Linked DNA regions of Homo sapiens: region 2 is linked to region 1. A link is a loop called in an ENCODE intact Hi-C map of the cell type or tissue named here. Cell type or tissue: PC-9. All regions are shown on one strand. Each heading gives the region's core, and the rest is flanking DNA. Links, peaks and the distances in the headings are about the cores only. Region 1 has its middle 12 kb from the start of CAMSAP2. Region 2 overlaps CAMSAP2 (calmodulin regulated spectrin associated protein family member 2).

What was found. Hi-C counts contacts between places; a loop is a spot of excess contacts. Peaks named below come from ENCODE experiments on the same cell type or tissue, not always from the same donor. Only the 100,000 strongest peaks of a DNase experiment are listed, where the experiment ranks them.
Region 2: a loop joins it to region 1, with 6 times the contacts of the local background. A loop is called at or near these places in 10 of 110 quality-filtered maps.

Annotation. Positions count from the first base shown.
Region 1 is chr1:200,719,434-200,735,116 of GRCh38, forward strand. No RefSeq gene overlaps it. Among named protein-coding and RNA genes, the nearest start is that of CAMSAP2, 12 kb to the right of the region's middle. In PC-9, for the core only: no CTCF peak of the experiment used is centred there; no DNase peak of the experiment used is centred there.
Region 2 is chr1:200,768,924-200,784,606 of GRCh38, forward strand. All of the region lies in intron 2 of CAMSAP2 (calmodulin regulated spectrin associated protein family member 2), which reads left to right. Among named protein-coding and RNA genes, the nearest start is that of CAMSAP2, 38 kb to the left of the region's middle. In PC-9, for the core only: no CTCF peak of the experiment used is centred there; DNase peaks (open chromatin) are centred at 3,198 and 6,288; H3K27ac peaks cover 1,670 bases.

The DNA.
Region 1 (15,683 bases), core at 3,440-11,439:
ATTGTACTGGAAGTTCAAGTCACAGCAGTAAGACAGTAAAGCAAGAAAGATATAAAGATTAAAAAGACAGAAACTATACTATAACAATTCACAAGTTACCAACTATCACAATTAGCGTAGAAAATCTAGAGAATCAATAAATTATTAGAACAATAGAGTTTTAAAAAACTGAACTGCATCTACATATTTCAACATAACAGTACCAAAACCCTTAAGATTCTTAGGAGTAAAACTAACAAAAAAAAAATGTCAGGGACCTTTTAGAAAATAATTCTGAAACTAATTGAAAGAAATGAAAGAAGACCTACATAAATGCAGAGATATACTTTGCTCATTGGAAAATTCAATACTGTAAAAATGTCCAATCTCCCCCAATTAATCTCTGAATTCATTGTAATTCCAGTGCAAATCGCTACAGAGTTTTGGCAAGTGAATTCTGAAATTTACATGAAGAGATGCTTTTAAAGAAAAATAACGAGGTAAAGGAGTTTTTCCTACCATATTAGAAAGTGTATTATAATTAAGCTTTACGTGATAATAAAGACATGGTATTGATGCAGGGATGGGAAAATAAATCAATAGAGTTGCAAAATGAAAACATTTATGCATGGAAACTGTATACAACATTACAAAGCCGTGGGGAAAGGACAAACTTCCCAATGATTGGTGCTGGAAAAACTCATTAATCATATGAAAAAAACTAAAATACCTATTTCACACAATCTGCAAAGGAAAATTTTACATCAAATAAAGACAACACAAAAGCAAAATGGACAAAAGATAGGAATAGGCAAGTTACAGAAGAAAAAACTCAACACAAAATAAAAATGTTCAAGCTCACTTTTAGTTCACTTGTAATCAGAGAGATGCAAATTATAACCAAAATGAGCTAGCATTTCATCCTACCAGAAAGTCTGATGGTGCCAAATGCTGGTATGGATGTGAAACAGGAGAAGCTCATACACTGCTAGTGGGAGCTTAAATTGGATCGATCCACTTTTGAGAGCAATTTAGATATATATAGTCAGGTTAAAGATGCACATATTCATAACTCTTAACAACCCTTACATGTACTCAAGAAAATAAGTACAAGAATATTCTAACACTGCTTGCAACAGTGAATAACTAGAACACCTAAATATCCACTAGCAGCAAAATGCATAAACAAATCATGGTGTATTTGTATAAGAGAATTCTATCCAGCACTGGAAGTGAATGAACTTGAGCTAAATGCATCAAGATAGGTAAATCTCAACATTGAAAGGTAGTATGACATCGTTAATATGAAATTTAAAAACATGTCAGTATAGGTTTTGTTTTACTTATTACACATTCATAAATAATAACAGTATAAAAAGGAAAAACATTTGGTGTATAATAGTGCATGCATGTAAGGTAGAGGGTGATGAATCGAATGGGGAAGAGTGTACAGAAGATCTCTTTCTTTTTCTCTCTTTCTTTCTTTCCTTCCTTCCTTCTTTCTTTCTTTCTCTCTCTCTCCTTTCCTCCCTTTCTCCCTTCTTCCCTTCCTCCCTTCCTCCCTTCCTTCCCTCCTTCCCTCCTTCCTCCCTTCCCTTCCCCTCCCTCCCTTCCTTCCTTTCCTTTTTTTTTTTTTTTTTTTTTGAGATGTAGTCTCGCTGTGTCACCCAGGCTGGAGTGCAGTGGCGCCATCTCGGCTCACTGCAAGCTCCACCTCCCGGGTTCAAGCCATTCTCCTGCCTCAGCCTCTCGAGTATCTGGGACTACAGGCGCCCGCCACCACGCCCAGCTAATTTTTGGTATTTTTAATAGAGAAGGGGTTAGACCGTGTTAGCCAGGATGGTCTCGATCTCCTGACCTCGTGATCTGACTGCTTGGCCTCCCAAAGTCCTGGGATTACAGGTGTGAGCCACTGCACCCGGCCTCTTTCTCTCTCTCTCTCTCTCACTGCTGCAACCTCCACCTCCTGAGTTCCAGGGATTCTCATGCCTCAGCCTCCCGAGTAGCTGGGATTACAGGCGTGCATCACCACACCCGGCTAATTTTTGTTTTTCCTAGAGATAGGGTTTTGCCCAGGTTGTCCAGGCTGGTCTCGAACTCCTGGCCTGAAGTGATCTGCCTGCCTCAGCCTCCCAAAATGCTGGGATTACAGGCATGAGCCATTGCCCCCAGCCAGAAGGTTTCAATTGCATCTGTAACATTTTATTTTTAAAAGTTGAAGCAAAAATAGCAAAATATTCAGATTTGACAAAGATCAGTGGTCAATACTTTACAATATTACTTTCTGTAACTTTTGGTAAGCTTGAAATATTTTAAAATTAAAAAAATACAGTAGAACCAATACTGAGTGATTTATACCTTCAAATAATTACATTAGTGTCTTAATGTAGTAATGACATATTGCATGATGTTAGAAACATTTTTCTAACATTTTCAACTTGATTAAAGATGTCTTATGAAATATTGACTTAATAACAGTATTTTCTTCTTCTTTTCTTCACAGCAAATAATGAAATAATTTAAAATCAAGCAGCACTTGCTGAAATTGCTTCACTAAAGCAAAAGAGTGAAGACAGCAGTGTTTAGTGAAAACGAGTGAATGATGAAGGAGAAGGTGAAATAGGCTGGGGTGGAGCATAGGGATAGAGAGAGGAATATTGCTGAGCAACCAGGAGGAGACAGGACCAAGAGGAAAAAGGACAAGAATTAAAAGGGATGCACCCAAGACCAATGATAAAGTGAGTACATTGGAAAGTAACAAATCAGCCTGGGCAACATTAGCCGGGTGTGGTGACGCATGCCTGTAGTCCCAGCTACTCAGGAGGCTGAGGTGGGAGGATTGCTTCAGCCTGGGAGGCCAAGGCTACAGTGAGCAGAGATTGTGCCACTGCACACCTGCCTGGGTGACAGAGCAAGAGCCTGTCTCAAAAAAGAAAGAAAGAGAAAGAGAGAGAGACAGAAAGAAAGAGAAAGAGAGAGAGACAGAAAGAAAGGAAAGAAGGAAGGAAGGAAGGAAAGAAAGAGAAAGAGAGAGAAAGAAAGAAAGAAGAAAAGTAACAGAGAGTAATAGGTAATTTTTTAAAATTATTTATTTATTTATTTATTTATTTTTTGAGATGGAGTCTCGCTCTGTCCCCCAGGCTGGAGTGCGATGGCGCGATCTTGGCTCACTGCAACCTCCACCTCCCGGGTTGAAGTAATTGTCCCACCTCAGCTCCCGAGTAGCTGGGACTACAGGCATGTGCCACCAAGCCTGGCTAATTTTTGTATTTTTAGAAGAGACGGGGTTCCACCACGTTGGCCAGACTACTCTCAAACTCCCGACCTCAAGTGATCCTCCTGTCTTGGCCTCCCAAAGTGCTGGGATTACAAGCATGAGCCACCGTGCCAGGCCAATTCTTTAAGTAACTATAGAAAGTAATCGGGCCAGGTGCGAAAAGAGCCTGGGTGAAACAGCAAAACTCCGTCTCAAAAAAAAAAAATAAATAAAAGTAATTTAAAAGGCAGACCCAGATGCTAAATGTGATTTGATTTACTTAGACCATAGAATTTTACGGTTACTAGCATTTTTTTCAACACTCTTATTTCAGAATGGGAAAACTGAGTCTGAGTTAAGCACATTTCCCTATGGTTAAGTGTAGAGCTGAGAGTAAAACTCATCCTCTGGAGGCACCTTGATGCAGTGATTCTTCCATTTCACTGCACTGCCTAATATTACCAGGGTCTCCAACAGGCCATGCACTGCTGCTGGGTGGGAGTGCAGTGTGAGAGGGAAGCACAAGGGACTCACCCAGGGCAGGAAAACTTCAAAAAATGGTTGCAGCAGAGAGACATAAACAGAGCTAGCTTTTTATACCTGTATAGTCCTCCTCTTCTGTTTTTAAGCCTTTAAAAAAGAGGCTTGTGGGACATGCTTCTCCTGTTTTAGGTATTTTAATGGACAAATGATATGAGAAATTTAAAATGGTGAGTTGAAAATAAAAAATGTTGAGAACGGTTATACTAATCTATTCTTACACTATTTTTATTTTAGTTTTTCTGGCAGAACATTCTCTATAACATATTCCTTGTAATCCAGTAGAGAAAGTATCAAAAAGGAATCTTCTCTAATTAGGCCCTAAAATAAGATTACAACCCACAAAAGAGGAGCTGGTCTATAAACACTTCTATTATGATTACTCTGATTTCCCTTTTTAAGTGTGAATTATACCACATTTGAACAGTAAACCTTGGCTTTTAATGGTTGTTTGATTTTTCTAGTTAAAAGATGGTTTTTTATATATATATAATATATAGGTATATCTTTTTAAAAGATACATATATTTTAAAGATGGTTATAGTTTTAAAATTATTTTTAAAAATTTACTTCTCTGAAGATAATGCTAGATTTCTTTTTTATTTTTATTTTTGTAGAGACAGAGTCTCACTATGTTCGACTGGTCTCAAACTCCTGGCCTTAAGCAATCCTCCCACCTAGGCCTCTCAAAGTGCTGGGATTACAGGTGTGAGCCACTATGCCCAACCTGGTTATATGTTTTAAGACAGAATATGAAATTAAAAAAAAAACAAGCAAAAACATTGGTTGTGTGATACGCTGAACTTTAAGTTTCTCAGTTTCATTATTTCCTGATGAAATATATGTGCCCAAATAATTTTTGGTTTATAAGAAGTCTGATGCATAAAAAGATGCCCAGTACATTTTTGTATGTTTCTTTCCATGCCTTTGAGTCTTCCTGATAAACTTCACTAACAGCTCTAGCAATCTTATATTTAGCTGGTGACAGACTCAAGCATTAAGTGGCTGACTTGACTCATGAATGAGTCTTTGTTTGAGCAGAGAAGTTGTACTGCAGTGAGGGCACTGTCCTGCCCAACACTTGCCATTTAAACCTCCCTTTGCTGAGATTTATGACTTGGCTGGAACACTTTATTCATCATACAACTTGGTGTCAGAGGATTACTTTTTATAAATTCTAAAAACCCACATACCAAGTAAAACAAATCAAACATTTCATAAATGGTAGAGCCTGATTTTCTCCCTTCATAAGTTGTGTTCTCATTTTTTGGAGAAAGGATGCAATTAGGGAAGTGGGTGTTTCAATGAGACCTTTGATTAAAAACCAATCATACTCTTGGCAAGCATTTGTTACATAACGTAGTTATAGTTTCATTTGGAATCTAGCAAGAACTAAGACATTTGTTTGGGAAAAGTGTGGTAATTTGTTTTCTTTTACAGCATTTCCTCTTAGAAAAGGTACCTGAGATCCTACTGAATCAGTTTAAAAACTGATTGTGGTAAAAGTCACTTAGTGTCTAAACTACAATAATTAATATATTTTTTAAATAATGTAATACTCAATTTTTAAGAAGTTCCACAAAACTGTCAGTATCCACTAAAGTGTTGCAGAATTCAAGGATGAACCGGACTCTGAGGTCACTTGGCCCATCTTTCCACCAGGCAGGGCTGTCCCCTGTATTGTTTCCTTCAGCATTTTCTCCAGGCTCATGGAATGTCTAAAGCAACACAATACAGTCCTTTGAATTATAATTGTTTTTTGAAGTTTTCATCAACTGGAGCAATGCTGAGTGGAAATCATTTTTCTAAATTGAATGTTGCTTTTAATCTTCATTAAGATATTTAAAATTAAGCCAATAATACTTTTAAATAAATGTTGGTATTCTATTTGGGAGTGGGTGTTAGCCTGTATGCAACTTACAGACTAAGCAATGGTTCAAACTTTTACTATAATTAGTTATGTTTCAGAAGAGATAGCTCTATGCAGAGTCATGCTATAATGAGATGCTACTGTAACACATAATATTTTGAAAATGTATTGCTTTATTACATACAATTATTCCATAAAATGCTATACTATCTAAGTATTCAGCTGGAAGTGTTTGGAGAAAAATAATTTAATGAAAGAAATTACCTCAAGACACAAAGAACATTACAGCTGATGGACCCTAGGGAATAACTGCAGACACATTTATTAAAAACAAGTAGGACAGGCACGGTGGCTACGCCTGTAATCCCAGCACTTTGGGAGGCCGATGCGGGCGGATCACGAGGTCAGGAGATCAAGACCATCCTGGCTAACACGGTGAAATCCCGTCTCTACTAAAAATACAAAAAATTAGCCAGGCATGGTGGCAGGCGCCTATAGTCCCAGCTACTTGGGAGGCTGAGGCAGGAGAAGGGCGTGAACCCGGGAGGCCGAGCTTGCAGTGAGCTGAGATTGCACCACTGCACTCCAGTCTGGGTGACAGAGAGAGACTCTGTCTCAAAACAAAAACAAAAAAAAAACAAAAAACAAGTGAGAGACAATTAAAATGCTTTACTTGTGTGAGTGATACGAGTAAATAAGTTGAAAATCTATTATTACATAAACTACAAATATATCCTCTGTCATTTATAAGCACTGAGTTCTAAGTGGAATGGACAATTCTATAAGCAATTTCACCACACCAGTGAAAAATTTTTGAAAAGAAGTACAAATAGCTTTTACTTTTGTGTTTTCAGCTGTTCATCCCATCCCTGTCAGCAAGTTTTCTTCATGGCAAAATACATTTTGTGTTTGTGGATCCATTCTTTTTGTTCTGTTCTTGCATAAAAATCAATGACATAATTTGACTACTTAAAATCACTGTTTCCATAGTATAGTTGGTTTTAAACATTCCCTAAAGTTTGACTATAAAATAACTATTTCCCCAAACAGTTTATTTGAAATCCTTGGGTTGCCCACCCAAAATAGGCACAAAATAAATGAAGAGGCTGCTGGAGGATTGGGAGGAGGAGTGGAGAATCTATCACATATAAATCTACCCCATGGAAGTAATTTGGATGGGGGAGGTGGTGGTAATATGTAATAATCAAAGCTGTTTCCTTTACACACACACACACACACACACACACACACACACACACACACACACAAATCCAGACCAATTTATACAACTCTTTTCATTGCTATTTGATTGGGAAGAGAAAAGGAAGGGAGAGAGAGAATGGGGAGGAAAACAAGGATAAGGACAGGAAGGTAGAAAAGTAGGGTTGTAAGGAGAAGGTCTGGTGAGGCAGGTGGAGGAGTAATACAGAGAGGGGCATTTGCTTTAGCACTGATGGAGAGCAAACTACCACCCAAATACCATCTCCGGGAAGTCTTTTCTGACCCCTCCTCCTGACTCACTGGCATATCCCCTTTATTAGCCATCTATTACTATTTAACAAATTAACTCAAAACTATCTCACACAGTTTCTGAGTGTTGAGAATCCAGGAGCATTTTAGTGGAATCATTGTGGCTCAATCTTTCATGAGGCTATTGGCTGGGCTGCAATCTATTCAAGGCTTGACAAAGACTGGAGGATTTGTCTCCAATATGGCTCACTGACATAGCTCTTGGCAGGCAACCTCAGTTCTTTAGCAAGTGGGTCCCTTCATAGGCCTTTTGATTATCCCAATATGGCAGCATGATTTCCCGGGGCTGGGGTGTACTTCCAGAAAGAGTAAGAGGGAAGCTGCAATGCCTTTTATGGCCTACTCTCCGGTGACCATGTTATGGATGCTATCTCTTATGCCTTTTAAAATTCTTTGGAATTGTGTTCCAATTCTTTTCTCTGGGAGGTCCAGCCCATGTTCAAAGGAAGAGGAATCAGGCTCCACCTTTTGAAGAGAATATCAAATGATTTGTAGACATATTTTGAACCATCACATCACTTACACTGCCTGGGCTGACAGAGAGGTCCTGAGCTCTTGTGTGGTATAGTAGCATAATTTACAATATCAGTTCTCAGCCCATCAGTCTTTTATTCAATTCATAATAAAAACTGCTAGTAGAAATAATCCCTATGAAATAAAAAGGACAATGGCCCAGATTGCGTAAAGTAAAAGTTGTAATAGATAAAAAGTTTTGCTTGGAGAATCACATCTTTTTAACAAAATTAGAGCTACAAAAATGTGACTGAAAACTGAACTTGTTAAAATAATGGCCGAAAAAGAAAATTTATGATAGCAAAAGCTCTTGCTGTTAGAATTTGATGTGGACAAAAAAAGTTGTGCAATACAATAAAATCTTTATTGTAAATTGACATGGAACATAACTAATCCCAATAAAAATATTCTCAGTAAAACAGCAAAAGAAAATGAAAAAATCAGAATAGTTTAACTGCAGAGTAGAGAAAATTGATAAAATAAACTAGCCTAATGGTGCTCACCCTAAAAACACTATCTTCACAATCAACCTATTTGGTAAAATTCTGATTTAAACACTTGTGTTAGTATAGAGAGCTAAAATGTTCTTGAGATCAAAACAGAGGAGTCTAAATATCTCTGGAGACAAAATGTCTGTATCAACACGTTTATTCATTTATTACATGAATATTTATGTATTCAGTTGTATAGCCTTTTGGGTGGGAGTGGCAGTGGAATAAGGGCTTTCCTAAGGTTGACATCTAAGGCAGAAATTGTAAAAGATTGATAGACTTGACCACAGAAGAACAAATGCAACCCAAAATGCTAACACTAACATTAAAAGAGAAATGATCAACTTGGAAAAATTACTGCATTTTATAGACAAAGAATTGATAGGCTTGGTGTGGTGACTCATGCCTGTAATTCCAGCACTTTGGGAGGCCGAAGCGGGAGGATCACAAGGTCAAGAGATTGAGACCGTCCTGGCCAACATGGTGAAACCCCATCTCTACTAAAAATATAAAAATTAGCTGGGCGTGGTGGTGCACGCCTGTAGTCCCAGCTACTTGGGAGGCTGAGGCAGGAGAATCACTTTAACCCAGGACACAGGGGTTGCACTGAGCCGAGATCGTGCCACCGGACTCCAGCCTGGCGATGGAGCAAGACTCCATCTTAAAAAAAATAATAAAAAAGAAGAGTTGATAAACAAATTTATGCACATCTAAGAATAATCAGTGAGGTAGGCAAAAATGTATGTTCAAGGGTATTCTTTATGGTGTCACACTATTATTCCATAAAAACAAAAATCTAGAAAGAATGAACATATCCTTAACAGAGGCTTGGTTAAAATAAGAAATAAAAGGATGTATCTCTATAATGAAATTCTATTATGCATTAAAATTATGTTTTAGGTGAACATTTACCAATATCAAATGATAGAAATAATATTGTTTTATGAAAGAAGTTATAAATGGGATGTACAATATGATACCATTTGGGCACAAAATGAATGGAAAGATATACAAAGGGTATCTGTAGATAATGAAATTATAGATGTTTATTTCCTCCATTTGCTTTTCTTTTTTAAATTAAATAAATGAATATAGATTGCTTTCATTATTAGAAAAACTGTGATTTTTTTAAGTATAAAAAATACACTCAATTGTAATTAGAAGGCTGTCTAGCTTTATTTGTAGTCTTGATGTAGGGTTCTTTAAATTATTTATACTGTTTTTGGCCAGGCACAGTAGCTCATGCCTGTAATCCTAGAACTCTGGGAGGCCGAGGCGGGAGGATTGCTTGAGCCCAGGAGTTTGAGACCAGCCTGGGCAACAAGTGAGATCCTCGTCTCTAAAAAAACAAACAAAAAAGAAAAACAAAAAAACAAACAAACACAAAAAATTAGCTGGGCATGGTAGCTTGTGCCTGTGGTCCCAGCTGCTCAGGAGGCTGAGGTGGGAGGATCACTTAAGCTTGGGAGGTTGAGGCTGCAGTGAGCTGTGACTGCACCGCTGCACTACAGCCTGGGCAACAGAGTAGGCCTCTGTCTCAAAAAAAAAAAAATCATTTATACTGTTTTTCCTCTTCCTGATGAAAAAAATAACATACTTTTAAAAAAAGAAGCTGGCTAAGATTTGGGTACAGGCTGTAGCTATTACCACCCCCTGTTCAACCCTGCCCCCACAGTCCACGTTTCCACTCCAGTTTCCCATTCCTACCCTCACTCTGAAAAGTTAACCTGACTAGCCAAGTGGCTGATGGAAGGTAAACAATAAAATTTATTTGAAGCAAAGTAAAAAGTTAAATGATTACGGTATACAACCTGCTTGGACCAATCCCTTTATGTGAATATGAATGTAAACATACAAGGCTTGGTAAGGGAATAATGGTTTACTATTAGCACACATCCAGGCAGTTCTTCAATTTCCAGTTCTAGTTATAAATAAATAAAAATTTCCTAATTTAGAAATGGTTGTTATTCTGAATTGTATTTCAAATGGCTGTAATTATTCTGGATTGTGTTCACTAATTTCATGTAACAAAAAATGTTTTAAAATACAGTAAGAAAAAAGAGAGAAAAAATACAGTAAGAAAGGGGCTTAAGCAGATTTTAAATGGATTAGTAAAAGCACTAGAGTATTTCTTCTATTTTTAAAGAAATCTTTTATTTTGGATTTGTGAAGGACTAGGTCAGCACATTTTTAACCCACTAGGCTTTGTTGTTGTTGCTGTTGCTTTTCTTTTCTTTCCAATTCCAGCTTTCATTTTGAATAATCTAAAAGTAAAGTGTTTCTCATATGGCAAAAGTAACATTCTGAGCTATCTAAATTCTATAAAGAATATCATTTTGGATGCCACAAGCTTTTGCCTTTTCAAATTCTCGACGTCAAGCTATAATTTTCCTCTTCCAGTTTTATCCAGAACCTTTAAATTAACAGCATAAGAAAGTAAACAGGAAGTTACATTTCTCTGATGTAGAAAATTAGGAGGAAGATGGGGAACAGATGAGAAAGCTAAATCAGGGAAGGACGCCACCATGTTTTGTTTCTGTTAATCAAATCATATATTCAAAATCCTCCTAGTATCCTAACTAAAAAGATGAAGTATCAAAAAGAAGTGTAATATATTTTTCCAGCTGTCCATAGGTCATAATGAAAGGAAGAAAAAGACCATTTCCTCTGATGCACTGATGATTCAAAATCTATTTAAAAAGAGGTCCATGAAAGTTAAAGCATAGCTCCTAACTAATGTTTCAAAGGAAGATTTGATTTATATTTTTAGAGATTTAAAAAGAAAGAAAATTTAGCCCATATGCCACGACTAGTTCAAATACCAACATATTTGAAACGACAACAATGACTGTTTCCATAGCAAATATGAAACACAAAGATAACATATTTTTGCTTTGTTTTTCTGAATGCTATTAGGAGCCAGTTTTGTTAAAGAAGCAATCAGGACTAAGTCACTTATTTTGGTTAATTAGAGCGATGACCTCCACACTCTGGGATTTCACAATGCAACCAAGTTTCTTAAATGAATAAATGAATTGGAGAGAAGTGAATATAAAGGTATTAACTTTTTCATTTTACTAAAGGAGACTACACAAAAGCTCAATTAGTATCTACAACCACTATCATTTCATAAGAGAAAGGACATTTTAACAGAAAAAAAGCAGAAAGAAAATTATAATTAAAAAATAGTCATTCAGAGGAAAAAAATCAGGTGTATTAAAAAATCACTACATTTTCTCAGAATAAATTTTAATAAAACATAATAGCTTTGTGTTTAGGAACCACTGGGAACCACTTGGTATAGCATTAAGGAGATCAACTTTCCATCTTTAATTCCCATATAAGCTAGTCAAGTTATATTGATATATTTCATGGCCCTAGAATGTGTGTTAGTATGTATTTTTTTGTTACCTGCTAATTCACTGATTCTTTCCTCTATTCAAGAAATACTTGCTGTGGTCTATTATATATTAAGCACTGCTAGTGAAGCAGAATAAGATTGTCTTTTCCTTTATGGAACACAGAAAGAATTACAATTCAAGACAAAACATACCACAAGAGAGCACAGATATATCAGGGACCCAAGAGTGGGGCAGGGAAAGCTTTATGGAAGAGGGGGCATTAAAATCATTAATGAAAGATGAGAAGATTTCCATAGCACATGTTGGGCTCATGAAGGGCATTATAGAGAAAGGTTAACAAAGGCCAAACCAATAAGCCTTAAAAAGACTTAAATATGTTGAAGGTCCTTAGAGCCGTTTGGCTGGATATATACAGGAGGATACTAGGGAAATATGAATGTAAAGATAGGATATGTTGTAGAGGATCTTCAAAGTCAAGACAAATGTTTATATCTGGTAAGCAATGCATAGCCACCAAGCTGTTGAGTGAGAAGTTGAGTTCAAGTGCAGGAAAGATTCCTGAACTTGAATTCAGGAACCATGAGTTTGAGCATCGGTTCTGCTCTTTATCATAAAATCTTAAGGAACTTCCTCAGTCTTTCTGAGCCTCCATTTTTCATGTATAAAATTAGGCTAATCTCTATTGTTTTAAAAAACATTTAGACAAATGCAATTTAGCAGAGTTTATTTGAACAAACAAATAATTCATGAATCAGGGCAACACCCTAAATCCTTAAAGGTCCACAGAGTTCCACTCAGCAATGTGGGCAAGCAGTATTTATAGACAGAAAAAAAAAGTGACATACAGAAATAACCTGATTGGTTGCAGCTTGGAGTTTGCTTTATTTGGACATGTCTGAGCCTATTGCAGCTTATGATTGGCCGAAAGCTTGGTGGCTGTGATTGGTTGAGATTCAGTTACTTGTTACAAGAATATACTCTCAAGTTAGATTGCAGTTTATGTACTAAATTAGGTTGCAGTTTGCTGTGTATGGAGGCAGCCTTGGGCCAAATTTAACACTACGTTACATGCTATTTTACGATTAAATTAAATAAGATTCAGTATGTGAAAGGCCTAGTACAATCTCAGACACATGGTCTGAAGTCCCTAAAGTTTGCTGACTGTGGATATTTGTTGAATCCTCAAAGTTTGGTTTAGGAAGGTTAATGTGTTAACGTGTAAGTTCAAAAGAGAGAAACAGTAGGCGTATATGAGAGGAAATAAGACATTTGTGGGAATGGAAAAGAGTACATGGAAGTGACAGACATTTGGATTGCTTGCATGGGGTGAGATGAGAGAAAGGGGGAGCTCAGGGATGACACATTTTAAGCAGAGAAGGGTGTCATTAGTAGAATTTGGAAGATTGGGACTAGAAGCCAAGTAAGAGGGAAATCTCATGAGTTTGTTTTTGATATGCTGAATTTGAAATCCTAGGACTATATCTGGGTTAAAACGCTCAACAAGCTTTAGGAAGCTACTCAGGAAAGGGATCAGGAGCTGAGATACAGATTGGGGAACCACCTCCATAGAGATGAGGGTTGAAGCCAGAAAGAGATCATTGAGCCAAGTTGGGGACAGTAAAGGACGGAGGTAAATAAGGATGGACGGAGTCGAGTAGCTGCCCTGCTGGGAAGGCAAACAAACAAAGGAGGTGAAAAGGGCAGCTGAAAAGGGATTCGAAAAGTGACAGTGAACCAGGTGCCTAAGGGAAGTCCCTGGAACCAGAGAGAGAAGATAGTTTTAAGAACTCCAGCCTGGGCAACATGGCAAAAACCCATCTCCACTAAAAATACAAAAATTAGCTGGGCGTGGTGGCGGGTGCCTGTAATCTCAGCTACTCGGGAGACTGAGGCAGGAGAATCACTTGAACCCAGGAGGCGGAGTTTGCGGTGAGCCGAGATGGTGCCACTGCACTCCAGCCTGGGTGATAGAGTGAGACTCCATCTCAAAAAAAAAAAAAAAAAAAAAAAAAGGAACAAAGGGACACTCATAAGAACTACAAGCTATAGAGGCCAAAGGAGAAGGAGCACAAAAGTCACGACAAGGAGTTGTAATAACTTTTGTGAGAATAGTCTCAGTAGTATGGTGGGAGCAAAAGCCACATTGCTGGGAAAGATTGAAAAGGTTAGTTTCAGAAATATTATTAATTTATATTTTAAGTAAGTAAAAATGAGAAGGTGTGAGCCACCGCGCCCGGCCTCCTTCCATTTTATTTATTTATTTATTTTTTATTATTATACTTTAAGTTCTAGGGTACATGTGCACAACATGCAGGTTAGTTACATATGTATACATGTGCCATGTTGGTGTGCTGCACCCATTAACTCGTCATTACATGAGGTATATCTCCTAATGATATCCCTCTCCCCTCCCCCCACCCCACAACAGGCCCCGGTGTGTGATGTTCCCCATCCTGTGTCCAAGTGTTCTCGTTCTTCAATTCCCTCCTTCCGTTTTTTATTTAGTCTCTACCTTAGCTGGAGGATCCCATTTTCTGCTGTTACCTCCCCTTGCCTTTCTATACAATCGTATCTTAAAACTTTCTGGAAATAAAAAAGTAACTACTGCTCTAAAGATTTAAATCCTGAATACTAGGCAGCGGACTGATTTAACTTTCAGTTATAACCTAGTAAAGTATGTAGATGTCATCCTCCTATCATAGACTATTGGTAATAAGGGTACTTTAGAATGTGCCTGGTTCTATCTACCCTGTTGTTTTATTGCAGGGGAAACCTGAGAGGAGGGAGGTGGCACGTGTTTCCTCAAATCACATGGCAGATATAAAGAGCAGCACTGGAACCCAGAGTCCATCCTCCTAGCCTAGTGCTTTTTCTGTTACCTCCTAACACCCTGACCTGCCTTCAATGATGTTAAAAATAAAAGAAGCATTGCCCATTGTTGGAGGCTAAGGGTTCTTGGTTTAAGTAGGGGATTAATCAAGGAAAAATGTTTTAGGGGTCTGGGAAAATATGGTGCTGTACCTGGACACCTGAGAGCCGGGTTTCTCTGTTTGGTTCAGACACTGACTCACAGTGTGACTCTGGAAAGTTATGTGGCCTCCCGGTGTGTCAGTCATTCCAGCCACACACTTGGCATCATACTACGCAGGCCTCGCTAGAACTATTGTGAAGGTTGATGAGGTAATTCTTATAAAACTTTGCTAGCTATTCCAATGAAAGCCACGAGTGTATCTAGAAATGATAGACTGTCAGATATATAGCACAGACTCTTCTATCTCATGTTGGTTTATTAGAGGCGGCTATACTTCAACCAAGTGAACCTCTTATTGTCATCAATTAGCTTAGCATTCTTTCTCCCCTCTTCACGCCCACCCTTGGCCATTCTTAACCTGGTTGATTTGAAGTTTACTTATTCTAGTCCCTTGAGTTTCAAAGGAACGTAAGGTCTTCACCACTCAAAATTAAGTCTTCTGCCCCTTGGTTTCTCCAGCCACCAAATGAGGATGATAATAGGGGCTGTGGTGGGGATTAAATAAGTTACTATAGGATCGGGACTGCTACATAGAGAGTGCCAATAACTGTTAGCTGCTATTAGTGTAACTTATTGAAAGTGAATGATAGTACATGTGTATATGCCTTCTATTTAAGAAAATAATGTGAAGTCCTACTTATAGTGCTTGCTGGTTTAGTACTTCTTTGCTTCTGAGGGGACACACTGAAGACGTCTATAGGTGAAGTCACAAGGCTTCTAACTTACGGAGATAAGGACATGACAATGAAGGAGAGCTGGGCTGCTCAGGCCATAGGATTTCCAAGTTTTCTTACCAAAACTTTGCTTCTTCAGCTGTCTGTTTAACATCGCATCCTAGCACCCAGGGGCTCTATCAATACTGGCTGATGAATGAATGAACTTATGAATCTATCAGACAGAGAAATAGAGGATCGCCATATGGAAGGAAGTCTGGCTGGCATTTTGAATTCTCCAGGAGAAAAGAGAGAAACATGTTTACAACAGAGAGAAGGAGGGCTGTCTGTGCGGGAATAAGGGTAACTGTTGCTCAATGAACTGAGCCCCTAGGCCTGGAGATAAAAAGTAGAGGGATAGCTGTGCAGTTGGACAAGCAGGTCCAGAGAACCACTGG
Region 2 (15,683 bases), core at 2,958-10,957, 49 kb after region 1:
ATTACAGGCATGAGCCACTGTGCCTGGCTGGAGAGACCTCGTTAAGGTAGGATTGAGATGATACCTTGATTTATCAAGAATTGGGAGATTAGGAAGAGAAACCAGAACAGGGCTGGCAAAAAATATTTTATCCCTTATGTCAACTCTAATTAATTAATTAGTAGTTAACTACTGGAAGGTGGGAAAAACTAGCTCCTTGGTTTTCACTCTGTTCCTTTGAGAGCCTCGGGGTCTAGATGTTCCCTTCCCCATCCTTTGTTCCTCCTAGTGCTTTTGAACTCTTGTATTTTTTACCTAATAGTGGTAAATGACAAAAACAAGTAAAGGAACAGCTTTATAAGTTTGAAGTCTTGAGCTGATATTGCTAAACTTACTATTTTTGATGAGAAAGATAAAGGCTGTTCTGTAAGACTCATACTAAGTTTCTCTTTTCTTCTTAGAAAAAGAGTTGAAAAGAGTTTTTCCCAACACACCAAGCAACGGACACCAGTGGGGTGTCCTCTAATTCAGTTCCAACATTATCTACCTGGAGATAGTATCAGATCAGTGTCAGATCCCACAGGTTGAGGGCTTAGTCCCCAAGACTACCCCACCACCACACCAGTCACAAGTCCAGGCCTCCGGTACTTCTCACTGACCGGCTTCAAGTTGGGGTTCCCATGACCCCCTCTTTGGGTTCAGTTAATTTGCTGGAGCAACTCACAGAACTCAGGGAAACTCTTACTTACATTTACTGGTTTATTATAAGGGATATTGCAAAGGATACAAATGAAGACACGTTTAGGGCAAGGTATGGGAGAAAGGGTGCACCACCCTCCAGGAACCTCACTGTGCTTAGCTGTCCAGAAGCTCCCTGAATCCTCTTCTCAGTTTTTTGAAGCTTTATAATCTTGGCATCCCTTTTCCCAGGGTATAGGGTGGGACTGTCTCATAGAGGGTCTTAAGACCCACAGTCAGAAAGGCAGGAGAAGATTAGATTCCTGCCTTGGGGCAGGTGAAAGGAGGGCAGGAGATTCTGTTTCCTGAGGCCTAACACACCCAAGATTATAATGAAAGACTATAACAAGGGCTTTAGAAGTTATGAACCAGGAACTGTAGATGGAAAGCAATATATATCATAACACCACAGTGATCAAGTAGATAGATGATTCTCCCCTATCATGTCTTGGAAGATGTGAGGTGTGGGATTAAAAAAGTGAGTGTGGAAACGGGATAGGACCGAAGGTACAGAATTGTAGGGATGACATGAGGGATGAGGAAAATTGAGTACACTTTACAAATATTATGAATGTAATGTATGATATAGGTGGTGCCCTATTGATGAGGAAATTGATCTATAACTGACTCCAAAAGGTGAGTTAACTTGCCCAAAGTCAAACAGGTAATAAACGATAATGTTAGGATTTAAACTTGCATCTGCTGATTCCAAAGCCCATGCTTATTCTGTTTACACCATGAGGCCTTCCCAAACCAAAACAAAATGTCCCCCTACTATTTCTTTTTTTTTTTTTTGAGACGGAGTCTCTGTCTCCCAAGCTGGAGTGCAGTGGCGCCATCTTGGCTCACTGCAAGCTCTGCCTCCTGGGTTCATGCCATTCTCTTGCCTCAGTCTCCTGAATAGCTGGGACTACAGGTGCCCGCCACCACACCCAGCTAATTTTTTTGTATTTTTAGTAGAGATGGTGTTTCATTGTGTTAGCCAGGATGGTCTCAGTCTCCTGACCTTGTGATCCACCCACCTCGGCCTCCCAAAGTGCTGGGATTACAGGCGTGAGCCACCGCACCTGGCCTACTATTTCTATAGTACTTAATAGTTTGTAAAACATGTATACGTTATTATTATTATTTTCTGATAATAACCAGAGAAGGCAAATAGGGCAGTTATTACCATCTCTTTTTTCACAAGTAAGGAAACTTTACGGATGGGTTTATTTAGTAGATACTCGGTTCTTAGTGGAAAGAGGTGTAGAAAGAAAAAATGCATAGATCATGATCACATGGCTAGGCTAGTTAGTAACAGAGCAGAGATAGATCCCAATCTTCTTACTTCTAACCCAGTGCTTATTCTACAAATGCATCCTGCAGCCATCCTTTTTCCTGTCCTTGTGGATTATACCATGTATTGATTCCGGAAAGACTAACAGAGAATATGAGCATGGAGTAGGATGTCAAACACTGAGAGGCGATAGCAAAGAAGGGGAGAGGGGAACAGGGCAGGAATCCCAAGAATAGGAATAGAAGGGAGAAAAGGGGATTGTTTTGCTCACCTGACTAAAGCATTATTTTCTCATATAAGAGATATATCTTGTTTAGTGACCACCGACAGGAAGATTTAGATCTACAAAAATAATTTACTTTGCAAAGTAATTTTTTATTTAAAAAATGTTTAGAATTAATTTTACATTGTTTTAGAAAAATAGAACTTGAAGTAACAAGTTTTCAAGAACACATGTGAAATGAAAAATACCATATTCATTATAATGTTTAATATAATGTTGATTATATTAAAAATTATCTCGTTCTTAAGTAAAATATACATTCTCCTTTACTGATAACATATTTTATATTTTTTATATTGTACCACATATCATGCCTGGTACATAAGGGCTTGATAAACAAAGTGTTAATTTCTGGTCATAAAGAGATATTTTAGACAAATTGGGGAGGTGGATAATTCCTTATTTTTCCAGAGACCATGTCTATGCCTCTCACTTTGCTTTTGGCCATTGCTGATTGATCTCAGGATTAAGAAATCAGATGTAAGATGGGCTGACTAGATTGTTTTCTGGAAAACTGGAAACCCAAAGGGAGGGAGAATGACTGTACAGTGATGGAAGGTGGTTGGAACCACCCTGTCTTATAGAAGCAGTGCCCTAGGGAGAAATCTGTGAGCTCCTGCTGCTGAAATACCGGTGCTGCTCAATTTCCATGCTTTCTGAGCTTAGTGTTTTGGCTCTTCCTTAGATTCTGTGAACTACTTTAGTGTTCCCTCAGTAAATTACAGCTAATTTAACAGGGTTAGATTCTGTTGCCTGCCATTAAAAGAACTGTAGCTAAACAATAAATAAATAAAAAGCCACCCATTGACCATTTTTACTCACTTGAGGACAGATTTCATTACAGAAGTATAGTTTTAGAGCTGAAAGAGATCCTAGCAATCATCTGGTCTCGAGTTTTGAAATTCTCTTAACTATGACTCACAGTTAGGAATGCATTTTACTTCAAGATACCCACCTGGTTTACCTAGTTACACATGTATTACAGAAACAAAAGTACTTATCCTTGTAACTTTATTTTTTTAAGATTCTATTTGAAAAAAAAATATGGGTTGTGACCAACTAAATTGACTTTATGCATGACCCATGAATGGGTTATAAACCCACATTTAAAAAATACTAATGTAGGCTGGGCACAGTGACTCACACCTATAATCCCAGCACTTTGGGAGGCTGAGATGGGTGGATCACTTGAGGCCAAGAGTTTGAGACCAGCCTGGACAACATGGCGAAACCCCGTCTTTACTAAACATACAAAAACTAGCCAAGTGTGGTGGCATACGCCTGTAATCCCAGCTACTTGGGAGGCTGAGGCATGGGAATTGCTTGAACCCAGGAGGCAGAGGTTGCAGTGAGCCAAGGTCATGCCACTGCACTCCAGCCTGTGCGACAGAGGGAGACTATGTCTCAAAAAAATAAATAAAAATAAATAAATTAATTAAAAATACAAATGTAGTTAAATTGCTTTATCTTATAGAGAAGAGTGGTAAAATGACAGTGTTACTAGAAACTAAATACCATACCCATGTTTTTCTTTAAAAATGTATTTTCATTTTCAAATTACCAATAGCATCTATTTGTTTGAAAAGAGCTATGGAAATAATTTGTTGTACATACTCTTACTTCCTTGAAGTTTGTCTAATCTCTATGGTATACTGCTGCCAGATTAATTTTCCTGAAATATCACTTTGATATCTAGCTTATTTCCTAATTCAAAACTTTTAATTATTTTATTTGACTTAAAATGCCATATATATTTTGGTTTCAGATGTATGTCCTTTTAAATTTGTCAGATTTTCAGAGCTAGCAACTGTAAGTATGAGGGAAGAAGTTGCTGCAAACTTTGTCCATAAATTAGATAATTCACTTTTGAATAGTGGAAGTTTTATATTCCTTTGTTTGTAATCTTATGTACATAAGAGACAATTCAAAGTAACAAAAGCTAAGATACTTAAGGAGTTGTCTGATATTACAGACCTGCCAGCAATAATTTTTATGAATATAGAAGATGAATTAAGCATATATTAACCATGACTTTTCATTTTTTATTTTTATTTATTTATTTATTTATTTTGAGACAGTCTCCCTCTGTTGCCCAGGCTGGAGTGCAGTGGTGTGATCTCGGCTTACTGCAACCTCTGCCTCCCAGGTTCAGGTGATTCTCTTGCCTCACCCTCCCAAGTAGCTGGGACTACAAGTGCACACCACCATGCCTGGCTAGTTTTTTTTGTATTTTTAGTAGAGACGGCGTTTCGCCATGTTAGCCAGGCTGGTCTCGAACTCCTGACCTCACATGATCCGCCTGCCTCAGCCTCCCAAAGTGCTGGGACTACAGGTGTGAGCTACCATGTCCGGCCTCATCTTTTAAAAAGATAAAAAGATTTCTATGCATTCACTGCAGATTAATAAATTTAAATAGATGGTATATTGTAAGTTAGCGTCAGTGTCTGGGACCTGGCCTATTGTGGAGTAATAATGTTCTCCTAGTTTAAATATCTAAAAAACTAATAGTAGACACACACATATAAATAATTGGAGTGGCTTGGTGCGGTGGCTCAGGCCTGTAATCTCAGTACTTTGGGAGACTGAGGTGGGCGGATTGCTGGAGCTCAGGAAGTCAAGGCTACAGTGAGCCATGATTGTGCCACTGCACTTCAGCCTGGGCAACAGAGCAAGACTCTGTCTCAAAAAATAAAATAAAATAAAATAAAATAAAATAAAATAAAATAAAATAAAATAAAATAAAATAAAATAAATTATTGGAGCACAAGGTTGAGATGTTTTAGTAGGTTTGGTATTAAAACTACATATTTTTCTGATTTGCAGAATACAGTATAGTGCTATAGAACAGTGGACAGTCATGGCAGTTGTCTGTGGCCATCCATACCCCAGTGTGTGTTGAGCAGATTGATGCTCCAACACTGCCATGATATGGAACCATTTTTGCAATTTGTTAGGTTATAGCAGTGAAGCAGATTGTTTTTAATTAATGTCAGTGATGTGATTTAGTGGAATAAAATAGGTGGTCATTAAAACAAAAACTTTAGTAACTGTTATTTTGTTGCTTGCTTGTTTTCCGGTAACTGCATAAATGAGCTTCTGTAATAGAAAAAAAAAAAATCTTTACAATGCTCAGATTCCTTCTCAGCCTGTACTGTTCCATGTTTGAAACAGTGTTAGAATGAGCTGTGTTACAAAGTGCACTATGTTAGAAGCTGTCCCAGGGGCCCGTCTTTTCAGGAAGTTCTTTTGCTATACTTGGAGGATTGTGAGAATACTGATTATTGTTTTCCTGAAGCTAAAACTGTTAGTTTGTGGTTAGCAAACAAGTAAACAAATATTAAAAACGTAACTAGAGAGTGGTGAAAGCTGTGAAGAAAGTAAAAGCAGGATAATACAAGTGATCTGAAGGAATCATGTGTTATTATAGTTAGAGTGGCTAGGAGCAGTCTTATACAGGAGATTATATTTGAGCAGAGATTTGAAAGATGAGGAGCCATTTAGGCAAAGATCAGAGGCTATCGCATTGCCGACAGAGGGAATAAATACGAAGACCCTGAGTTAGTATATAATTCACAAAATAAATAAACTTCATGGCTGGATGATAAAGGTCCTACTAAGAATTTCCTGGAGGGAACATCTTCAGGAATTTGAAAGTGTAGAGTCACATTTATTTACCATATAATATGTGTGATAGGAAGTACTTGACTCATTCAATAAGTACTTTTTGGTTACGGGATGTAGTAATGAGAAGACAGACCAAGCCCCTGCTTTCATGGAGCTACTATTTTAGTAGTAAAGTTGACCAGTAAACAATTAGACAAATTGTAACAATTGCAGGAAATGGTAAATGCTGTGAAAAAAATAAATTAGTAAGGAGCTACAAGGAGTGGAACAGGCTCTTTTCATAGGAGGCTTTCAGGGAAGGCCTGTCAACTGAGTTGATATTTGAACTGAGACCTAAATACCTGAAGGAACTGGCAGATGATCTGGAAAAAGAACATTCCAGGCAAAAGAAATAGTAAGCTTACTGGCTCTGATGTAAGAGGAGTTTGGTATGTTTCAGGAACTGAAAGAAGGCCACTGATTTTGGTAGTGAGCAAGATTGATATGGAGAGTGATAAGAGATCTGGTTGAGAAAAAGATTGTAGCCAAAGCAAGTGAAGCTCTATAAGCCAGATTTTATTGTGAATGTGCAAGGATGTCTCTGGAGGATTTTAAGGAGGACAATGAGTTGATCTGGTTTATTTTTTTTTCAGAATCATTAAATGCCATAATAATAATTTTGGTAAAATAGAAAAGCTTCCTTTTTCATGAATATCCGAGGCTTTTTTGTTGTTTGTTTTTTGAGATGGAGTCTCACTCTGTTGCCCAGGCTGGAGTGCAGTGGCGCAATCTCAGCTCACTGCAACCTCTGCCTTCCAGGTTCAAGCAGTTTTCCTGCCTCAGTCTCCCAAGTAGCTGGGACTACAGGCACACGCCACCACACCTGGCCAATTTTTGGATTTTTAGTAGAGATGAGGTTTCACCATGTTGACCCAGGCTGGTCTCGAACTCCTGACCTCAGGTGATCCACCCCCCTCGGCCTCCCAAAGTGCTGGGATTATGGGCATGAGCCACTGTGCCTGGCCAGAATGTTTGTATTTTAATGTAGTAACATTATAGTAAAACAAAATAATTTGGGAAAAGACTTGATGGCAAGTATATAACTTTAGTAAGTACAGAGTGCTATGCCAATATAAAATCACTGTTTCATCAAGGCAAAAGCTTTCAAGGATCTTTAAAAACAAAAAAAAAAAGAAAAGAAAAATCACTGTTTCTTGCATGGTGAAGTAGGGAGTCAACATGAGTAATAATCAGATAAGAACTTTCAGAAGCTTCTTTTTTATACCAAAACATTTTGCCAATCTTATTATTTTTTTAAAAATTTGTTTTTGGTGTTGAAAATGCATAGCTTTAGATGTTGTAATCATAGTATTTGGTCAGGGAGCTTGGAAACATTTTAATTGTTCTTCCATCCAGCCTTCAGGTTGCTTTGTGGAGAAATACTTGAGAGAACTAGGCACAGAAAAGGCAAAGCAAGACCAAGAAAACATTTTAGCATTAGCTCAGGTTAGGTTCCAACCCCTGATGCAGAAATCTGGTAGGTGAAACTGGACCAAGTAAAAGGGCTGTTTTTGTCCTGAGCCAGATTGGCCTAGAACCAAGTGTAGTCATAAATGTCCTTTATTTTCCTACGACAACCAAACATGGAACTCATTCTTCCAAAAATAGGGTCAATGTTCATCCTGCCTGTTTTAGAGGAAGAAGAACTTGAGGGTAAGAGAGAGAGAGAAACCTGGGCAGGCTTGTGCACAGGAAGGGCAGGAAAGAGAGTTGACTGGGTGTGTTGTTGGGTGCCTGTAATCCCAGTACTTGGGAGACGGAGGCAGGAGAACCACTTGAACCTGGGAGGTGGAGGTTGCAGTGAGCCGAGATTGTGCCACTGCACTCCAGCCTGGGCAACAGAGTGAGACTCCGTCTTAAAAAAACAAAACAAAACAACAACAACAAAAAACCCAGACATTCATGAAAAAGGAAGCTTTTTATTTTACCAAAATTATTATTATGGCATTTAATGCTTCTGAAAAAAAGTAAACCATTGGTGGAAGACTTGGGAGAAGAGTGAGAGAAAAGGAGGAAGGAGAGACAATGAGAAAGGAAGGAAAAGAAGGAGCTGGAATGGGGAGGAGACAGTTTCCAGACAGGTGCTTGCCTCAAGGCCCCTTATGTGGAAAATCTTCAAAGGAGAGAGAAGGACAAAACACCTTTCTCAGAGCTCCTCTTAATACCTTATTTAATAATCATAAGGAAGAGAGAATGAGAGAAGGATGACCAACCTTTCTCCTGAGGGAGTAGGTCCTGGGCTCATCAACACTGCAGCCATATGGGAAGAGGCAAAGAAAAGGCCATGACTCAGTGCTGACCTTTGACTCCTTTGAATATACTAACCTACAAAATGTGGGGCCCAGTCTGTGTTTTGGAGTCATTTATTCTCTATCCTAGATATAGAATAAAGGGATGGGCCCCTTTATTCCTCATGGTGCTTTGAAGAGAGAAATTATTTCCTTCCCCTTGAGCCAACTTTGTAATGAAAAGGATTTAGACTTTTTCATTTTTTGTCTGTATAGTAAAGTTGCTTCAGAAAAACACAATGAGAAGAAGCATGGTAGAACATCTTGTGAATAACCTCAAAAGAAAGAATATTGCATGTATCTCTAATTGCCTTTTTTTCCTCCCTGATAAATGAGGAGAGATAAATCGTATTGAACAAAGTACTAAAAAGTGCTCAACAACACTTTTATCTCTTTAAGTTTGTCTTTTTCTAACTTCTAGGAGTCATTTTTAGGAAAGATGGATGCCTGTAGATTTCAGCTTATTTTTATATAATGGAGCCAAAGTGAAATTCTTCAAGTTCTTAATAGGAAAAAAAGGTATACTTTACAGTTGTGCCACCCAGCCAAGGCTAACATATATTCTCTATATATGCTATATGTGCATATATTCTGTAATATAATCTATATTAAAAAGTGTGATTTTGGAAATAAAAAATTAGCCGGGCATGGTGGCAAGTGCCTGTAGTCCCAGCTACTCGGGAGGCTGAGATGAGAGGATGGCTTGTGCCTGGGAGGTAAAGGCTGCAATGAGCTGTGATTATGCCACTGCACCCAGCCCAGGTTACAGAGCGAGAACCTGACTCCAGAAAAAAACTTGTGAGGCCAGGCACAGTGGCTCACACTTATAATCCCAGCACTTTGGGAGGCTAAGGCCAGAGGATCACTTGAGCTCAGGAGTTCGAGACCAGCCTGGGCAACATAGTGAGAACTTGTTAAAGTGTGCTTTTTACAGAATCAAAAAACAATTTTATATAGAATCTTTTTATACAGAATCAACTCCACAAAGAGGGGGCCATAATTGTCATCGTATTCCCAGTGCCTAGTCTAGAGAAGATGTTGAATCATTGAATAAATAAGAGGTATTAGCGAATGTTTTAATTAAGAATTAAATATATTTTTTAAGAAAAGAAAGTCATTCAGAATTATTACTAAGAGAGTGGTGGAGGTTCTTTGTTTTGTTCCTCCCCCTTGACATTTGAATAGAGTAAGCAGTAATTATTGAAATACGTATTTATTGAGTTGTGAGAATTAAGTGTTTTGGGGGAGGCTCCTGAATGCCTGGAGTTTATACGAGAATCTAACCAAGTGATTAGATGGTTTGTTTTCTGCTTTATCATTTTAATATAACAAGTACCTTTATAATTTCAAATACTCATAGGGAAAAGAGTGTTGACTTTTTGTTTCAGTTAACCAGTGATCATTTGACTTTCCTCTCTACCTTTGCTTTTTGTGTCTAGCTGTGTTGTTTAAAATTTAACAAATAATTAATCATGTTTAATATATAATACCTGCATTTTTACCAGTTTTTTTCATGAAGTGAAGCATGATTGAGATATAAATACTGTAGATCTATTTAATACCAATGATATATTTTAGAAACTAAATCCGGCTACAGTAGATTTAGGTTGTTCCTCATTTTTTTTCATTATATATTAATAGTTGGATTGTATTGATCTAGAAATCTTTTAATTATATGTTAATTTGGAATTTTATTGGGTTGGGTCCAAGCCATTTTTTTTGCAAGAGCAGATAAAATCCAAAGAATAGCTATGACCTACGGCTCTTGGCGTGGGGCCTGGCACAAGACAATGAATGAGGCCAATCAGATTCTTTGCCTCAGAGACCTGAACAAATCGTGGAAGGAATTTGCTTGTTAGCAAATTGGGAAATTAAGCAGAGTCATGAGGTAGAGTTAGGGCTGGAGGAGCTGTGAGAAACCATGGAGTTAACGCTGGGGAGGGTGCCTGGAAAAGCCTCATAACCATTTTTCCCTATTAATGAATATAGGTCTATACCATGATTTTTGAAGGCTGCACAATATTCTGTGGTATGAAAAGTACCACAATTTATTTGCCCCAATCCCTTGTTGATGAATGTGTAGGACCTCCCCACACCAAAGGGTTTTTAATCACAACAATGACACCATCAGAGTTCGATTTTTAAAAGATAGAAAAGACTATGTAACCTAGACTAAGCAAACTAGGTATATATTGTAGTGACTTTTACTGACATAGGAAAAAGAGGAGAGAAAGGAATTGGAGTGGGGGAAATGGCCATGGTAGAGTGCAGAGATAATACATTCAGTTTGGGACAGGTTTAGGATGCCTTCAGGACACCCAGGAAAAGATAACCAGGGAGATATGGGCTTGAGATAGAGATTTGGGAATCAGCTGAGAGTAGTGGTTATTGACGTCATGGAAATTGTGATGCCCAGGGAGGGCATGTTTCGAAGTGAAAAGAGAAGGTCAGAGATAGAACTGTTAGAAGACAAATATTCAACTAATGTGCAGAAAATACTGTGGAGGGTAGTCAAAGGTGTAGGATATAGAATTGAACAACTCTGGCTAACATCTGAATCTTCTTGTTCTATGAAATGCCTATTTTTTTTTCTGATTTTTTTTCCATTTTGCTGGTTGATCATGTTTTTGGTCTTATATCTCAGATTGGGAATTTTAACAATGTGTTTAATAACTATAGAATATCAGGATATGTTAAGAGTGATCTTATAGATTTTTCATAATTTTGAAATAAAAATGGAAAATTCTTTAAACTTTTTTTAAATAATGAGGCAGACAGGTTCAGAAATTATTTGGCTATTTTGACATTTTATCATTTGCAATAAATACTATGCATAGGTACCATGTGTCTATAATAAGCCTTTTCTTCTTATTAATAGAGTTTATGCCATACCATTAGTTTCCTTGTCACTAAAAGAATATAAGAATATTATTCAAGAAAGCCTGAAAACGCAAGGAAACTAGTTTTTTGTCTTTATTTTGTTAAAAAGCATTATTTATTGAATTGTTAATGTTTAGAATTTAGATTTAAGTAATGTCTGTGATTTATTACAAATTAGTGTTTTAAAGGATCCTTATGTGACATGGTCTACCAAAATTACAGAGGTCGATGTTTTATGTGGGCAGTACTTGTCAACTCTTTGAAAAGCTGATGCTGGTAAGGTGTTGTCAGCTGATACAGTTAAAAAAACTTAACAGTCTTTTGTAACCCTTTAGCAGTAAAGATTGACAATTTTATGTAGGTAGGAGCATTTAGTGAGAATTATGACACCCTGTCATTTTTGCTTAATTTGGGGGCAAGGAAATTCTAGCATACTTGTTCATATATTCAAACTTATTTCAAGTAAGTATAAGTTCTGGTACCCACCAGATCTACAATTCCTGATAGTTACACTTTCTGTGCTCTGGCCATATGTATTTGTAGAGGCAGTGAGGTGTGGGTTAGGTAATGTTTGGTCTCTTAGTTCCACCTCTAAGGCATGCTAATATGGTAGTTGCTTGCCAGCAGCATTGGTCTGGAAATGGGTGACTTCTAGATACCTGGTAGGTTGGAGGAAAGGTGTTACTACTTCTTACTGTGCTGTTTGAGTATCTGCCATAGATATTTATGTGCAAATCTTGTGAAACCCCCTGCTGTTTCTCAGCTGTAAGTTGTCTTTGTAGTTTATAAAAACCTGGGATGGCTACTTAACGAGGTGGATATCATGACTTTTTCTTTTCTGTTTCTCACAGTGCTTGGGAAGTGAAGCCTGACTGAGTGGTAGAGGTAAATTGGGGAACAGTTACGATTATGTCAAAACCTTGTGTGGTTCAGTTTCGTTTTCTTCTAATAAAACTAGCGCCATGAGGCACTTTTTTTATACACACCCAGCTGAAAGAAATGTGCTGACAAACTTTTTTTCAGGGAATTTTTTGAGTGTTAATTGGAGCTGTTACTGATGGTTATTTTTATATGATAAAGTGTATTTCAGTGAATTTAATGTAACTTGTTTTAGATTTTTAGATTTGAAGCACAGTTTTTGGCTCAGGACCAAATATGCCTGGAAAACTTTCAAATCTGGAAAGCTATAAAACACAAACATACTTTGAAGTACGGCATATGTGACTGTTTAAAATATACTAGGAATGTCTTTATTGGTTAGCAAATGAAAGAACATAGCTATCATTTTTATATTGTTGGCATAGGGTAGCAGCAATTATGTTGAGTGGTGGTGGACAGGCCTGAGCTGCCTTATATAAATTATCATAAAAATAAGTTTGCCCAGGTCACTATGGTTAGGACATTTGAAAAATACGTATGTTCTGTACTTAAATCTTGATTTATTGAATATAATCGTCTAGTGGGTTTTTTCATAAAGCCTATGTTGTATACTGTTTTTTTGTTGTATGTTTGTTTTTGTTTTTTTTGAGACAGGGTCTCCCTCTGTTGCTCAGCTTGAAGTGCAGTGGCATCATCTCGGCTCACTGTATCCTCAACCTCCCGGGCTCAGGTGATCCTCCTACCTCAGCCTCCCAAGTAGCTGGGATTACAGGGATGCTCACTATACCCGGCTAATTTTTTTTGTATTTTTTGTAGAGACAGGGTTTTGCCATGTTGCCCTGGCTGGTTTCGAACTCTTGGGCTCAAGCGATCCTCCTGCCTCGGCCTCCCAAATTAAGAGGATTACAGGTGTAAACCACTGCCTGTAATCTCATGATTACATCATGTGTACTCTTGATAGTTACTGTTTTTTTCCTGCTTACATGTCTTTGATGGCTCATTGGCAACTCCATTATTAGTGAACCAGGCACATGAAGAAATTTCCTAATTTATTTCCTTTAAGTGTTAATTGATATAACATTTTGGGGGGAAAACATAAAAATAAATGATTACAGTGAAGTTTGAAGATTATCTTCAGATTTTATTCATTATTGTAATAAAATGATTCTGTAGGCTAATCTGATGGCCATACAGTGACTGTATAATGCCTTAAGTAATAAAAACACTAAAAATCTTTAGAGCATTGGGAAATTTTTAGAGCAGTTTGATATACATCTCATTTGATGCCGTGTGTGGTAAGAAATGAAGTATTATCCCACATTTAACAGATGAAGAAGATGAGGCTGAGTGAAGTCCATTGATGTCCTAAGGTCAGAACTTACTTTTTAAAAAATCAACTTTACTAAGGCATAATTTACATAAAATGTACCCATTTAAAGTAATTTGAACAGTTTTGACAAAGGTATGCACTCTTGTAGATACCACTACAGTTGAGATATAGAACATAATAACCCCCCAAAATTCCCTTGTGCCTTTTTGCAGTCAGCCCGCAGCCCCACCCCACTTCAGGCATCCATTAATCTCAGTTCTGTCGTTGTAGATTAATTTTTGCCTGTTCTAGAATTTCATATAGATGAAAGCAAACTGCACGAACTCTTTTTTTACTAGATTCTTTTGCTCATATTTTTGAGATTCATCTATGTTGCTATGTGTAGTTTATTCCTTTTTATTGCTGAATATTCCATTCTGTGAATACCACAATTTGCTTATTCATTTACCTGCTGATGGACTTTGATGCTGTTTCCAGTTTTGATGTGTTAGAAATAACGCAGCTATGATTTGTATTTAGACATGTATTTTCATTTCTCTCTTTTTTTTTTTTTTTTTTTTTTTTTTGAGACAGGGTCTTACTCTGTCATCCAGGCTAGAGTACAGTGGCAGTGGCTTGATCACGGGCTCAACCTCCTGGGCTCAGGTGATTCTCCCACCTCTGCCTCCCAAGTAGCGTGCACTACCACACCCAGCTAATTTTTTGTAGACATAGGGTTTCACTGTGTTGCCCAGCCTGGTCTGGAACTATTGGAATCAAGCAATTCGCCTGCCTCGGCCTCCCAAAGTACTGGATTACAGGCCTGAGCCACTGCACCCGACCTTATTTTCATTTCTCTTGGTGGGCCATATGTATGTTTGACTATTAAGCTATCAAGCAATTTTCCAAAGTGGTTGTACTTTCTATTTCACCACCAGCAATGTCTGAGCGTTCCAGTTGCTCCACTTCTTTGCCAATACTTTTGGTATTGTCAGTCTTAATTGTAGACATTCTAGTGTAAATTAGATTCTCCTTGTGGTTTTATTTTGCATTTCCCTGAGGACTAATAGAATTTAATGTTTTTTGTATGCTTACTGGTCATTCATACATCTTTTATGAAATGTCTGTTCAAATCTTTTTCTCAGTGTCTTATTGGGGTTTTTATTTTCTTATTACTGTAGGAGTTATTTATACTGAATACAAGTCCTTTGACAAATACATGCATTGCAGATAGTTTCTCCTAATCTGTGGTTCACATTTTCTTTTCTTTTCTTCTTTTGAGACAAGGCCTTGCTCTGTTGTCCAGGCTGGAGTGCAGTGGCATGATCACGGCTCACTGCAGCCTCGACTTCCTAGCCTCTATCAATCCTCCCTCTTCAGCCTCCTAAGTAGCTGGGACTATAGGCGATTGCCACCATACCTGGCTAATTAAAAAAAAAATTTTTTTTTGTAGAAACAGGGCCTCACTGTGTTGCCCAGATAGTTTTGAACTCCTGGGCTCAAGTAGTCCTCCTGCCTTGGCCTCCCAAAGTGCCGGGATTACAGGAATGACCACCATGCCCAGCCTGCGTTTCATTTTCTTCGTGGTGTCTTTCAAGGAATTTTAAATTTTGATGAAGACCAGTTTACAATTTTTTTCTTTTTTAGTTAGTGCTTTTATGTCCTAAGAAATCTTTTCTTGCCTATATTATGGTTGTAAAGATTTTTTTCCCCTATGTTTTCTTCTCGAAGTTTACAGTTTTAGCTTTTTCATTTAGAACTATGATTCATTTTGGATCAGTTTTTTTGTATAGTGTGGTCGAGGTTCATTTTACCCTTTTTTTTTAACAAGATTATCTAGTTGTTCCAGTAGTATTTATTGAAGACTGTTGTCTCCTCATTGACTGACGTCGACACCTGTGTCTCTTCCATTGATTTAGATGTCTGTTAGGCTGTGCCACACAGTCTTGACTAATGTAGCTTCATAATAAGTCTTGAAACTTGTTAGTGTAAGCCATCCGGCTTTGTTGTTTTTTATCAAAATTGTTTTCGTTATTCTAGGTTCTTTGCATTTCCATATAAATTTTAGAATCAACTTGTCAATTTCTATTAAAAAAAAAGCTTGCTAGGATTTAGATTGGAATTGTGTTGAATCTATAGACCATTTTGGGAAGAATTAATAGTTTAACAATTTGTGTCTTCCAGTGAAAACATGGTTTCTCTTCTCATTTAAGTATTCTTTAATTTATTTCAGTAGTGTTTTATAGTTTTTAGCATATGAGATTCATATGCACTTTGTTGAATCTTTCATATTTTTGATTTGGAATTGCATTTCAGATTTAATTCTTAAATTATTTATTGCTAATATATAGAAATACAATTGAATTTTGAACATTTTTTTTATCC